2 separate regions of the Mus musculus genome follow, and region 2 is linked to region 1. Evidence: chromatin contacts called from ENCODE Hi-C or POLR2A ChIA-PET data. All regions are on one chromosome and are shown on one strand. The core of a region is the stretch at or near the end of the contact, and the rest is flanking DNA. Distances in the headings are between cores, read along the strand shown.

Region 1 (6,084 bases), core at 1,904-4,403:
GTTACTGGTGGTGATGGGGGTTATTCAGTTTACTACACAGAATCATATCCTAGTCTCTGAATTGGAAACATGAGAAGATATGTACCAATGCTTTTCTAGAGACATGGAAACCCAAGGTAGATGAGAAAAGTCAAGACAAGAAATGTTCCTTAATGGCTGTTTATGGAGAAACAGATAGACCCACACAGTTTGGTCTAGTCTGATCTTGGCAGGGAAGAAAGCTATATTCTAGTCTGTATGTGCTCACAGTAAATGCCATTCAACAATGCTTTAAAAATAATTATTACTGGATGTGTGCATGATATGTGTATGGGCATGTGTGCCATAGTGTATTTGTGGAGAACTGTGTCATTGGTTCTTGCCTTTCAGGGGCTGAATTATGTTGGCAGGCTTGCATGGCAAGCACCTTTGCCTGGTGAGTCCCCTTGCTATCCCCAACACTTTTGAACTGTGCATTTCAGGTGATTAGGATAGTGAATTTTCATGTGCTTTTTTTTTTTTTTTTCCTTTTTCACCATAAAAAGCAGCAGCATTTCTATGAGAGTTGAAACTGTTCTTTAAAAAACCTTGAAACAAATGGAAACTATGGGCTTTTGCCAATAGTTGCTGACTAATGGTCCAAAACAGAACAACTAGCCACTGTTATCAGCACCCTCCCCTCCTTTATCAATTACCCCCGTTGTTTTAGATGAACAGAACAGTACAACTACAGTGGCGGATTGGGACTAAGTACTTGGGAGGTAGAAGGGAGATTTTCTCACGTCAAAGATAGTTAATTTTAAAAAGTGATTAGAATTTAGTTGTCTAAGTATCTTCCTGTCATCTCTTGGCAGTATACATGTGTTTTACATATTTTAAACAATTTTCTATTAATTCTTTGAGAATTTCATACAACATATTTTTAATAAATTCACTTCCCCCATTCTGCAACTCTTTCCCACTCAACTTTGAGATTTCTTTTTTCCCTTGCCTATATTTTTTAATAGTTAGGAAATCTTTGAGTTGGTAGCTCCATAAATACAGATCTGATATTAAAGTCTTCTAGAAATAATTCTCTAGTGTTGGCCTTCAGGAAAAAAAATTACATTGGTCATTAGCTACTTTTAGGGACTTGTGTAAATTTACTCATCTTTATTAAAAATGAGCAATTCAGAAAACGAAGAGTTAGCCTTACGTTCTGAGTGTTCCACTTCCTAAGAGAGACATAAATAGGAAAGGCAAATAAAACTCACTCAGTTCAGCAGGTCAGAGTCTAAAATTAAACCATGAGTAAAACGCTTAGGGTGCAATGTTCATTCTGTCCTAAGTGAAGGAGAACAAACTGGAGAGGGTTTGCTCTGCAGGATAGAATTTGTTGTACTGATTTGCTTCCTTTGGTTTCTCTAGGGAAAACAACGAATTCTTCCATAGTTCTGAAACTTCTGTAGTGTTTGCTGGGTTGGGAAAACAAACCTTACTGCATACTGTGATCCTTCCCGACACACACTGGCCTTGCTTATCTAAAACACTAGCTCCCTGAGGACTCCTCTCTCCACCATGCTAAGAGGCACTCCATTTTCATTTTCTGACTCATAGACTCATATCTTGTGCTGAGGTAACTACTCTGTGAACATGGCGGCATGTCAAACTAAACCTTTTACTTTTGTATGAAAATGCTATTGTGGTTGTGAAACCCAGAATATTTCTTCTTAGAAGAGTCAAATGATTTAAGCATTATTGTATCAGAAATTTATCCAAACAGCATGACAATGCAGACCCATTTTTTGTGTATATAAAATGTGTTCACAGTGACTGATGGAATAAGGGCAAGAAATGACATGTTTAAAGTTCCCTAGCAAGGATGCTAGGAATCGAAGCAGTAATAGCAGTCTGTCCTTTGGGGTTGAATTTGAAGTGTGTCTTCCCTTCTTTTTTAAAATTTGCTAATGCATGTCGAGAATTATTCAGCCCCACCCAGGCGCAAAAGAGCTATCAGGAATAAACTTTAAACTTTTGCTAGTTTTACACTTAAAACTAGCAAAAGGAAAACAATCAGTTACAACTGCAAACTACCCTGAGGAAATCAAGTATACATCGATAGTGTCCTGCAGTATTAGATAGCTATAGTCACTTTCTAAATGCATTATAGTTTGGTTTGCATATTCCTAGCGTATCTGTACTAATGCCTGGTCTTTCTTTTCTTTTTGCTAACACAATCTCAGACACAATCTATTTAGTTCTGGTCTATGAATATATCTCACAAAGACCTTCAAGAGTATTTAAACTGTCAGCCTATCTATTTACCATTGAATTCTGTATGACTTTGCAAGTTATCTCTTGAAATAATTTCAACCAGTTAAGAATTTCAGAATTGTAATTTTATGTTTTGATCTTATCCTGAGATTTCAAAAAGCCAGACATTTAGAACATTATATGCCGAAGGCTGACATAATTTAAAATGTAACTGAGTACACAAGGTAGTGGAGCCATTTATACTCAGTACTCACTATATATAATCAGTGTCTGTAACCGAGCTCTTTAGTCAAGACTGTCAGTGCTGTTGTACATAGTGGGCCACGACAGGCACATTGGGCAACCAGATTCTTCTGGGTTTAGCAACTGTCAAGGAATGAGCTCACGTGACCTGGAAGGCTGGGAGCCAAACTGGTCAGAGAGCTTTGCGGTATCAGTTCTGCTCGCTGCGCGGACTTTACCAAGATGGCCTCGAGGCCTCTGCGCCTCTGTCCTCCGGGGCAGCCATCTTGGTAAAGGCCAGGCAGGGGGTGGCTCCCGGTATGACCCGGCTGCAGCCTGGGACCGCATGGTCAGAGACGACCGCCACCAAAGATGGGGAGGCGGCGCGTGCTGAGGCGCTGCGTGCAGCTGTTGGTGTCCTCAGCGGAGCTGGGGTGGCCGGGCCGAGGGAGGAGAGACGCGGGAGGAGGGCGTAGAGCGGCTGGGCCCGCAGAGCCGAGGCCCTCAGGCGAGGAGACGCGACGCAGCGCGCGCCTGCCTGCGCTCCGCGCAAGGTGAGCCCGCCCCTTCGCTCCACCCTCGCAAGATGGCTCCGCCCCTCGAGCTTCCGCTCCGTCCAGCAGCCTCGCTTCATCCCGCCCTCTAACCAACTCCGCCCCCCGCCTTCCAGCGCCGCCCACCGGCATGGCCCCGCCCACATACAGCGCGCCGCCTTCCCGGGAACCTGAGCGCCTGCGGGTGAGCCTCCCTGCTGTTAGCCTGGATCTTCGCGGGAGGCGGTTCGGCGACCGCGGTTCCTTTTCGTTGGTTTGCTCCTTAGTCTCGATATCTGCGTGGAACAGCCTTTCTGGGGCTGTTCGGATACCTCGGTGAAGTGCAGCGGGTTTCGAGTAGGTTTCTAGCACCCAAGCCCTGCCTCCTCCTGGAGATGCACTTGTGAGTGGCAGGCTTCTTTTGAATTACCGCACCTCTGGAGTTGCGGAGCTTGCATCTCTGGATCCGCTTACGTGAAGAGCCACCGCGTTTTTAGGCGCCCAGAGGGAAGTAGCTGTATTTGGGATTTAAGATCTACCCTTCCTGCTGCAGACTCCCTGGTTACAGCTCCACGATAGGAATACAAGTGGGTGTATCTTCATTTGGTTGTATGTAAATGAATGGGGTCCACAACTTGCTCAGAGCAACTTATTTCAGCTTCGGTGTAGTATTTATGTCCTAAAAAAATCCATCCCCAAAGCATTATTGCCGTTTTTCTTAAAGTAAGAGTAACTTATTTAACCACAGAATGAATAAAAGTACGAGGCGGGATTAGAGAAGGATGGCAATAGACCTTTTTCTTTCTTTTCTTTTTCCTTTTCTTTCTTTTGTACTGTGTTTGCTCATTAGATCGGCTATTCTTGATGGCGGTTCATATGGACTCCTCTTCCCAAGGAGCGCGGTATGAACCCGGTTGTTGTGAATATGCGTTCAAGGTCTCCAGTGGAACCTGGATAATGTGTACTAACAGTCAGACCCAGAAAACATTAAGGGATTGAGAAAAGTCAACAACATAAAAAAAAAAAAGTCTGGGATTCTTGCTTTGCCCTTACTGTAGGCTGTTTATACGTTGTTATGCTGTGACTTGCATGGGTGGTTTTGGCTTAGCATGAAGTCAGAAAGCCACTTTTGCAACACACTTCTCTTAAATTAAGAAATAATTTTCATCTTTATTAACAGATGGACGTATAACAGTTCTGTTTTGTCACATTGGGTAGAAGTTAGTGGTAACAACATGATTTAGAAAGAAGTTACATAATCTTTAAAAGGGTGATTACTTGTATCTTACAACAGTCTAATTAAAAAAAATAGTTTGATTTTTGTTGTAAGGAAATGTTAGCTCTGTTAAAGATTTAGGGCAAAAATGTGCATTTAAAATCAGAATCTAAGAGGAATCGAGGGTTTGAAATGGGTGTAAGTCAATTGGAAATACAGTCATAATTTTCAAAGATTTTATTTTGTTAATATTTTTACAGGCTTCATCCCTTCACGAATTATATAGCAAGTGTCCAAGAGACAAACATCTCTAGTGTATTTATCATGTTTCCTTTTCCACCCACAATTCCAAACTCGATCAGACAGATTCTGATTCCAAAACTGATGATTTTTTATTTTTTATTTTTATTAGATATTTATTTACATTTCAAATGTTATCCCCTTTCCAGGTTTCCCCTCCAAAAACCCCCTATCTCCTCCCTCCTCCCCGTGCTCCCCAACCCACCCACTCCCGCTTCCTGGCCCTGACATTCCCCTACACTGGAGCATAGAACCTTCACAGGACCAAGAGTCTCTCTTCCCATTGATGACCAACTAGGCCATCCTCTGCTGCATATGTGGCTGGAGTCATGGGTCCCTCCATTTGATCTCTTTGGTTGGTGGTTTAGTCCCTGGGAGGTCTAGGGGTACTGGCTGGTTCATTTTGTTGCCTCCTATGCAAAACTGTTTTCTAATGTTTGTTCAGTGGGACTGTTTAAAGACATTTTAACGTAAGGGTTCTGTCATAAGGTCAGGGATGTTTTATTGGAAAAGGTTTTGGTTATACTTTAGTTCTTTGAGTCACTCCTACCTATTTGTTTGAAAGAAGTCTTATATTCTTTTAGGTATTTAGAAAGCCAAAGGGATTTTTGTGGAAATTTAGTTTATATTTTCACTTTAGTTTGTTTTCTGTGTGCACGAGTGCGTATGTGTATTTGTGTGTGCATGTATGCGTGTGTTTCTCTTAGTGGTGCATAGCTGTAGCTAGAGTGGGGTCTCCCATTCCTTTTCATTCTATATGAGTAAGAATGTGGCTGCATGGAGCGCCCTGTCTATGTAGGTACTATAGATTAAAATAAATACAAGTAAAAGTGGTTTAATTGAAGTACTATTAGGCATGTATAACATTGGCATGAAAATCAGTTCCAGTGATTTCCACTGCAAGGTTGAAGCAATCGTCTTTTTTTTTTTAAAGATTTATTATTTATTTATTTTATGTATATGCATACATTGTATGCTGTACAGATGGCTGTGAGCCATCATGTGGTTGTTGGGAATTGAACTCAGGACCTCCGCCTACTTCAGCCCAAAGATTTTATTTATTATTGTATGTAAGTACACTGTAGCTGTCTTCAGACACACCAGAAGAAGGCGTCAGATCTCATTACGGATGGTTGTGAGCCACAATGTGGTTGCTGGGATTTGAACTCAGGACCTTCGGAAGAGCAGTCAGTGCTCTTACCCGCCGAGCTATCTCACCAGCCCGCAATCGTCGTTCTAACGACTACATTCCTGAAGAATTCTACATGTCTATAACTTACTGCTTTACTTGACCCATCTTTTGAACCTAGTAACCATTTATTCTGTTTTTATTTAACTAATTGACTTTTACACCATGCTATGTATGTTCTTGGCTAGCTCCAGGAGCAGTCCATACATAGTTATACTCATTCTACTGCCAACTAACCTTAAATGATGTATTATAACTTACACTTTTTTTGTTTTGTTTTGTTTTTCGGTTTTTCAAGACAGGGTTTCTCTGTATAGCCCTGGCTGTCCTGGAACTCACTTTGTAGACCAGGCTGGCCTTGAACTCAGAAATCTGCCTGCCTCTGCCTCCTG
Region 2 (6,331 bases), core at 1,870-4,369, 36 kb before region 1:
TAATTATCATTAATTATTTGAAATACAACACCGAGGAAATAAAACCGGCATGGGGCATGTTATGAAGCAGCTCTTGTCCCTCTGGTACAGTGTCTGTGATGACACCCGCCCGCCCTCTCCTAGAGACCAGTGGGGAGCAGCCAGCGACTTGCCTTGAAGGCCATGTGCTCCAGGAAGTGGGCGGTGCCGTTGTTCTTCTCATTCTCATAGCGACTTCCCGCATCGATCCACAGCCCAACCTGAAGGAAAACCAAGCAAATCAGACAAACCCCCACATTTGGAGACATGGCGGCCGGCTCAACAGTTAAGAGCCCTCGCTGTTCTTACAAAGGAACTGAGCTAGTTCCCAGCACCATGTTAGGCAGCTCACAGCCATGTGAGCTCTCTCCTCAGTGTCTGCGACTGCCTTCGCCCTTCCTGGGTACCTGTACTCACATGCACAGTCCCATAAAAAAAACAAAATTCAGTTTCTGGACACACAAGGTCATCTCATTCCTTTTTCTGGAAAATGTTTTCCAATCTGACCATGTCTCTTTGACTACAATGAAATGACAGTTCATTCCTATAACCTGAAACTTAATTTCCAGCAGGCTGTTACAAATATCAGACTCAGCCAGGTGGTGGTGTTATATGCCTTTAATCCAAGAACCTCAGAGTTCGAGGCCAGTCTAGTCCAGGGCTATACAAATAAACCCTGTCTTGAAAAAACAAAACAAAACAACAACAAAAACAAGTATCAGAGTCAAATTCTTAACATAGCTCATTTAGCACATCTAATTAATAACTGTGGAATAGACATCAGGGACTGTCAGAAAGTCAGGCTCAGATACAAGCATAAGCTTTATAACCTCAGATAGCCACGTGACTCTCCCTGAGCTTGTGTTGCTGACGGCCGTGGGAAAGTGGCCAGGCTCATGACCGTCAGAGGCAGATGTCAGCAGTGAGAGAAGGACATAAGCACTCGGTACCAAAGTGCACCTGGAAGGGAAGGTTCAAGCTCGGAGAACCCAGCCAACCAGAGAGCTGCAGCTGTGGCTGCTCCCTCCCAGACAAGGTGCCGACTAAAGACTGTAGCAGCCAGCCGGGCAGTGGTGGCGCACGCCTCTAGTCCCAGCACTCAGGAGGCAGAGGCAGGCGGATTTCTGAGTTTGAGGCCAGCCTGGTCTACAGAGTGAGTTCCAGGACAGCCAGGGCTACACAGAGAAACCCTGTCTTGAAAAAACAAAACAAACAAACAAACAAACAAAAAAGACTGTAGCAGTGACTTACTGTGCACGTTGAGAGCCCAGAGTTTTCAGAAGCTACTCTGAGTCCATTTTCCAAACATGTCACTTGTGTCTCGGGGACATTCAGCACAACCTGTGGGGCAGCCTGTGTGCTTCTTAGTCGGTCCCCTCCAAAGTACAACGGCTGACGGGAGGAGGAGGGAAAGAGAGAAAACATTACTGTCCTGGTGTTCAGTGTCAAACAAAACAACCTCAAACAGACTCATTCCAAAACCACTTTCCTAGCCCGGGGTGGATGTAATCTGCTATGTGTGTCTGTGTGTGTGTGTCATTGGCAGAAAGCGCGGAGAATGAGGTCCCAGTTCTGGTTCCACTGGGCTCTAGCAGTAGCCTAGGAAATGTTCCTTAACCAACCGCTCTGTCAAACAGGCAACACTTGAGAGAACATGCCTTTCTCTCCAAGAACGGGAGCAGTTAGCACATTACCCTTCAACAAGCACCCTGATTCAGCTACCTCTCCTACAGATGCTTCATATTCACTAAGGACAAAAAGTCAAGAAACTGAAATAACAATACAAAACTGACTGTGTAGAAGTGAGACAGACGGGATGCTCCTGTTCACAAAGGACAGACAGAAACAGGACAGATGCTTCAGAGGCTCTCGGGCCAACTGGTTTGACTACAGACGCTTCAGCAGCTTTTTCATGTTTTCATATTGAAATGAGAAAAACGTATTTCCTAAACCCTGACCCAAAAACCTGAGACTGACCTAACCGCCAGACACAGTGGTGGTTTGAATAGGAATGGACCACAGAGGCTCACAGATTTGAACACTTAGTCATCAGAGAGAGAGACTACTAGAAGGTTGGAGGAAGTGTGCCACTGGGGTGGGTTATAGGGTTTAAAATGCTCAAGCCAGGTCCATTATCTGTCTGTCTGTCTGTCTGTGTCTATCTCTTGCCAACCCAGATGTAGAACTCTTGGCTCCTTCTCCACCACGTCTGCCAGCACTCTGCCATGCTTCCTGCTCTGATGATGATGGACGAAACCTCTGAACTGTAAGCAGCCCCAGCTAATGTGTCTTCCTTTATAAGAGTTGCCATGGTCGTGGTTTCTTCACAGCCACAGCCACAGGTACTTAAGAAATGTGTACGAGCCCGCACTGTCCTGCTTCTGTGACCCAAAGGCTTTCTGCTCCCTGATCAAATAATACACCATGACCTGACTGTGCCCTACTGTGTAGGGGCAGGCGGATCTGAGGCCAGCCCGATCTACAGGGCAAGATCCAGGACAGCCAGAGATGTTACACAGAGAAACCCTGTGTAACAACGATGTCTCAAAATATCAAAACCAAAAGCAAACCCAACTTCAAATTCATAAAGCGCTTGTCCTAGTTTCCTTTTCTCGAGAGAGAACAGCCCGACATACAATAACATTGGTAATAGCAAACTAACAGACAGACAGACAGACACACACACACACAGAGAGAGAGAGAGATCCCTTTGGAGCAAGACAACTCTCAAATAAGGAAAACGCTGGGATAAAACTCGGATGAACTGAGGTTGACGCTGTCTGGTTTGGGTGTCCATGGGCTGAGGATGGCGCTGTCTGGTTTGGGGGTCCACGGCTCCTTTTCTTACCTCCCGCGGGTGGCGTGGAGGGGGAGCAGCCGCCCCGCCCCCTCTGCGCCCGGCCGCAGCGCCCCGGGATAGCGGATCCGGAGGCCCGGCCCAAAGCACACCGGGAGCCGCCGGGGCACGGCGGAGCGAGACTCACCTGAGCAGCGGCGCGGCGAAGCGGAAGCCTTCGTGTAAATCCCCACAGGCGCCGCCGGGCCTCTGGCAACAGCGTCCGGGATAGAGCGGCCGCCGCCATCTCTGCGGTGGAGAAAGTGGAGATGTACTTCCGGGTCATGACTCCAGGCCCCAGAACTAGAGGCTGGCTCCACCCTGTGGCGGCAGCAGGAATTGCAGTCTCTGAAATTCCTTTGATTCTGTGTCTGGGCTTAGAACCCTCAATCCCTTCACCCTTTGACTCCCTCCCCAGTTCGCTCCAAATAATCAGGTCTGTAGAAATGATGTGCAAGACACACAAGGGACAAAGTGAACGGAACATGTATCCCCAGGCGGTTGGAGTTAATCAGAGAGATCCAGTGCGGGAGGGACAGACACATTGAAGGATCTATCATGTTGGTCTTCGTTGTTCTAATGTTTATAGCGTTGCTTATTCTATTCCATAGGAATACCTTTGCCGAGATTGCTACTAAAAGACAGACGCTTTACAAACATAATCTTACATTCTGTTACCATGATTTAATGTTATTTACTTCCACGTCTTAGGGCTCTGCCAAAACAAACTGCTCTTACCCGTTCCTGGGTGCCTCTTTATCCACATACACTCTAATGAAACTAAAATTTGTCAAATAGCCACTTTAGCCAATTGTCCCAGGGTTTGAGGCTTAACGAAAATAGCAAGCACTTTTTAAAATTAAAGCTTTTTATTTAACTTATTATGGGGAGGGGGTGGGTGCATGCCACTCCAAGCTTGTGGAGGTCAGAAGACAACTTTATGCAATCAGTTGCCCCTTCTACCTTTGCATGAATTCTGGGGGTGGAACTCAGGTGGACAGGCTTGCACTGCAAGTGACTTTACCCGCTGAGCTGCCTGCAAGCCCCTAGCAAGCTCTTTTCTGTGAGGAAGCGACTATTACTTTGCTAATTTTACAGTGGGAACTGAGGTATTGGCTGCCTAACAGGCTGTTTAACACTAAAGAGTGTGCGCTGTAACTTTAGAAGTTGGAGTTCTGTCTAACTTGACCCCTTGTTGCCTAATACCTAATTTACATTATCGTTCAGGTATCCTTTTCCCACCCAGCCTCCTCTTTTAACTATTCACCATTTAACAACAAGACAGGAAAATCCGGGCCGGGCGTGGTGGCGCACGCCTTTAATCCCAGCACTCGGGAGGCAGAGGCAGGCGGATTTCAGAGTTCAAGGCCAGCCTGGTCTACAAAGTGAGTTCCAGGACAGCCAGGGCTACACAGAGAAACCCTGTCTCGAAAAGCCAAAAAGACAGGAAAATCCCTTGGGCGCCTCATTGTCAGTTTGTAGCTGTAATGGTGACAACCAGTCAAACGTCCAAACCAGGAACTCCATGTCACCTTTGGTTCCTGCCTCTGACTTTCCACTCTGACTTCTTGCTATTTTATCGATAGCCATTCTAAGTGTAGAAGTTTAGACAACTGCCCTCCAGCTGGCGGCGCTGTTTGCGAAGGTTGTGGAACCTTTAGGCAGTAGAGCCTTACAGTAGAAGGCATTGGGCACAGACTCTGGAGGTTTCATAGCCTGGTCCCACTTCCCGATCTCCCTGTTTCTGAGCTGTGATGCAGCTTGATAGCGCCTGTTCCTGTCGCCCTGCCTTCCCCATCACGGATGGATGGAAGCCCTCTGGAACTGCAGGTTATTTTATCACAGTGACAGTAAAAACAAAACAAAACAAAAACTAGAAAAAATGGAATCTCAACATAGTTTGAATTTGCATTTCTCTGAAAGCCGTGGGTCGTGAGCATTTTTTTGTTCAAATATTTGTTGGTCATTTGTACTTTTAAAATCTTTTTCCATTTTTGAATGTATGTGTCGTGCATATTTTTGGTGGGAAGGACCACCCGTGAATGCGTGTGTTTGGTGTGTGTGTGTGGTGTGTGTGTGCACGCGCGCGCGCGCGCGCGCACGTTACATGAGAAGGTCCCAAGCTAACGCTGGGAGTTATCCTTGACCACTCTCCTACCTTGTTCATGGAGTCAGAATCTCTCACTCAACCTGAGCTCACTGATACGGCTCGTCTCTCCAGCCGGTTTGCTCTGAGGATTCCCTGCCCACCCTCCATTTGTACAGTAAATATGTTCACTACGGAGCCATGGCCCTGCCCCCCGTTTCTGATTTTAAGGGAAATGCTTTCAGTTTTTCTCTGTTTAGTATAATGTTAGCTCTAGGCTTACTGACTGTATTATAGTCTTTATTATGTTGGAGTATGCGCCTTCTGTTCCTAGGAGGATCGTGAAGGAATTTCTGCATCTACTGACAAGGTTGTGTGGTTTCCATCATATTGCCTTTACAAGGTATATGTTTACTGATTTAAGCCATCCTTGTATCCATGGGATGACACCAGTTTAGTCATGGTACCCCATGGTTTAGCCTGTTGGTGAATTTGCCATGATCCTCTTGGAAACTTTATATCTATGTATCTGAGGATTTTTTTCTCTCATTTTTGTTGTTGTTTTGTCCTTAGCCAGTTTGGCCTCAGGAGAATGCTCCTGTAGGGCGTCTAACAGTGTTCCTTCTCGTTCTCTGTTTTATTGACTAGTGTAAGGCACAAGGACTTTCCCTCTCTTGTAAGAAGCTGGTAGAATGCAGCAGAAAATCTATGTAGGATGAGCTTGCCTTTGCTAAAGGCTATGACTGCCATGACCTTGCTCATTGTGGATGTGCTTAAATTGTTTAGAAACGCCCTCCCCCACCACCTCCCCCCTCCCCTGCCACCTCCCCCCCAAACCCCAGCTTCTAATTTTGGCAGGTCACAAACATCAAGGAATTTGTTCATTTTTAGTTTTTCAAGCTGTGGGTTTCCTTGGGCTTTGCTGTAACCCCCCCCCCATCACCTCGCGTTTGTAACCCCCCCACACACATCCCCATCACCTCGAGCTGTATGCTTTATGCTAAGTCTCTGTGTGCTTCTCCAGTTTCTGTGGTTTCTCTTGCTGTGCCTGTCTGCTGCCATTGCCCTGTAGTCCGCTGAGTTTCAGTGAGCTCTTTTGATTTTTTTTAATAGTTTGGATATCCTTTGGGACCTAGACTGTGCCCTATTTTTTAATTACATTTGTTTACTGGTTTGGGGAGGTGGTGGTGAATGTGTCTCATTAATTGCTTCTCTCCTTCCTGTAAATTGTGACTTATTTGTCTGAGATAATTGTTATCTGTGAGGCCTACGGCTTCAGTCTGCCAACCTAGGGCTAGTCCTGGAAGCTTCTAGCCTCCATACAATCTAAGGTAGACCTAGAATATTTTCAGCCTCTGAGACTTACTGTGGAATAAGCGCATCCTTTCTAG

The links. Hi-C counts contacts between places; a loop is a spot of excess contacts on that map. ChIA-PET counts read pairs that join two places held with the same protein, here RNA polymerase II (POLR2A).
Region 2: a map of heart shows a loop between it and region 1 (7-fold over the local background). The contact joins the promoter of Pmpcb here to the promoter of Napepld in region 1. A Hi-C loop is called at or near these places in 9 of 37 maps with a recorded cell type or tissue (gastrocnemius, heart and left cerebral cortex). POLR2A ChIA-PET finds 5 or more read pairs at or near these places in 4 of 5 experiments (Patski and embryonic stem cell).

Annotation. Positions count from the first base shown.
Region 1 is chr5:21,698,465-21,704,548 of GRCm38, reverse strand. Napepld (N-acyl phosphatidylethanolamine phospholipase D) reads left to right here and starts at 3,153. Exons shown (of 5, transcript NM_178728.6): 1 at 3,153-3,344.
Region 2 is chr5:21,733,948-21,740,278 of GRCm38, reverse strand. It overlaps Pmpcb (peptidase (mitochondrial processing) beta), which reads right to left and starts at 3,119. Exons shown (of 13, transcript NM_028431.2): 1 at 3,003-3,119; 2 at 1,270-1,410; 3 at 153-239. The coding sequence starts at 3,101. RefSeq lists an enhancer at 5,847-6,331.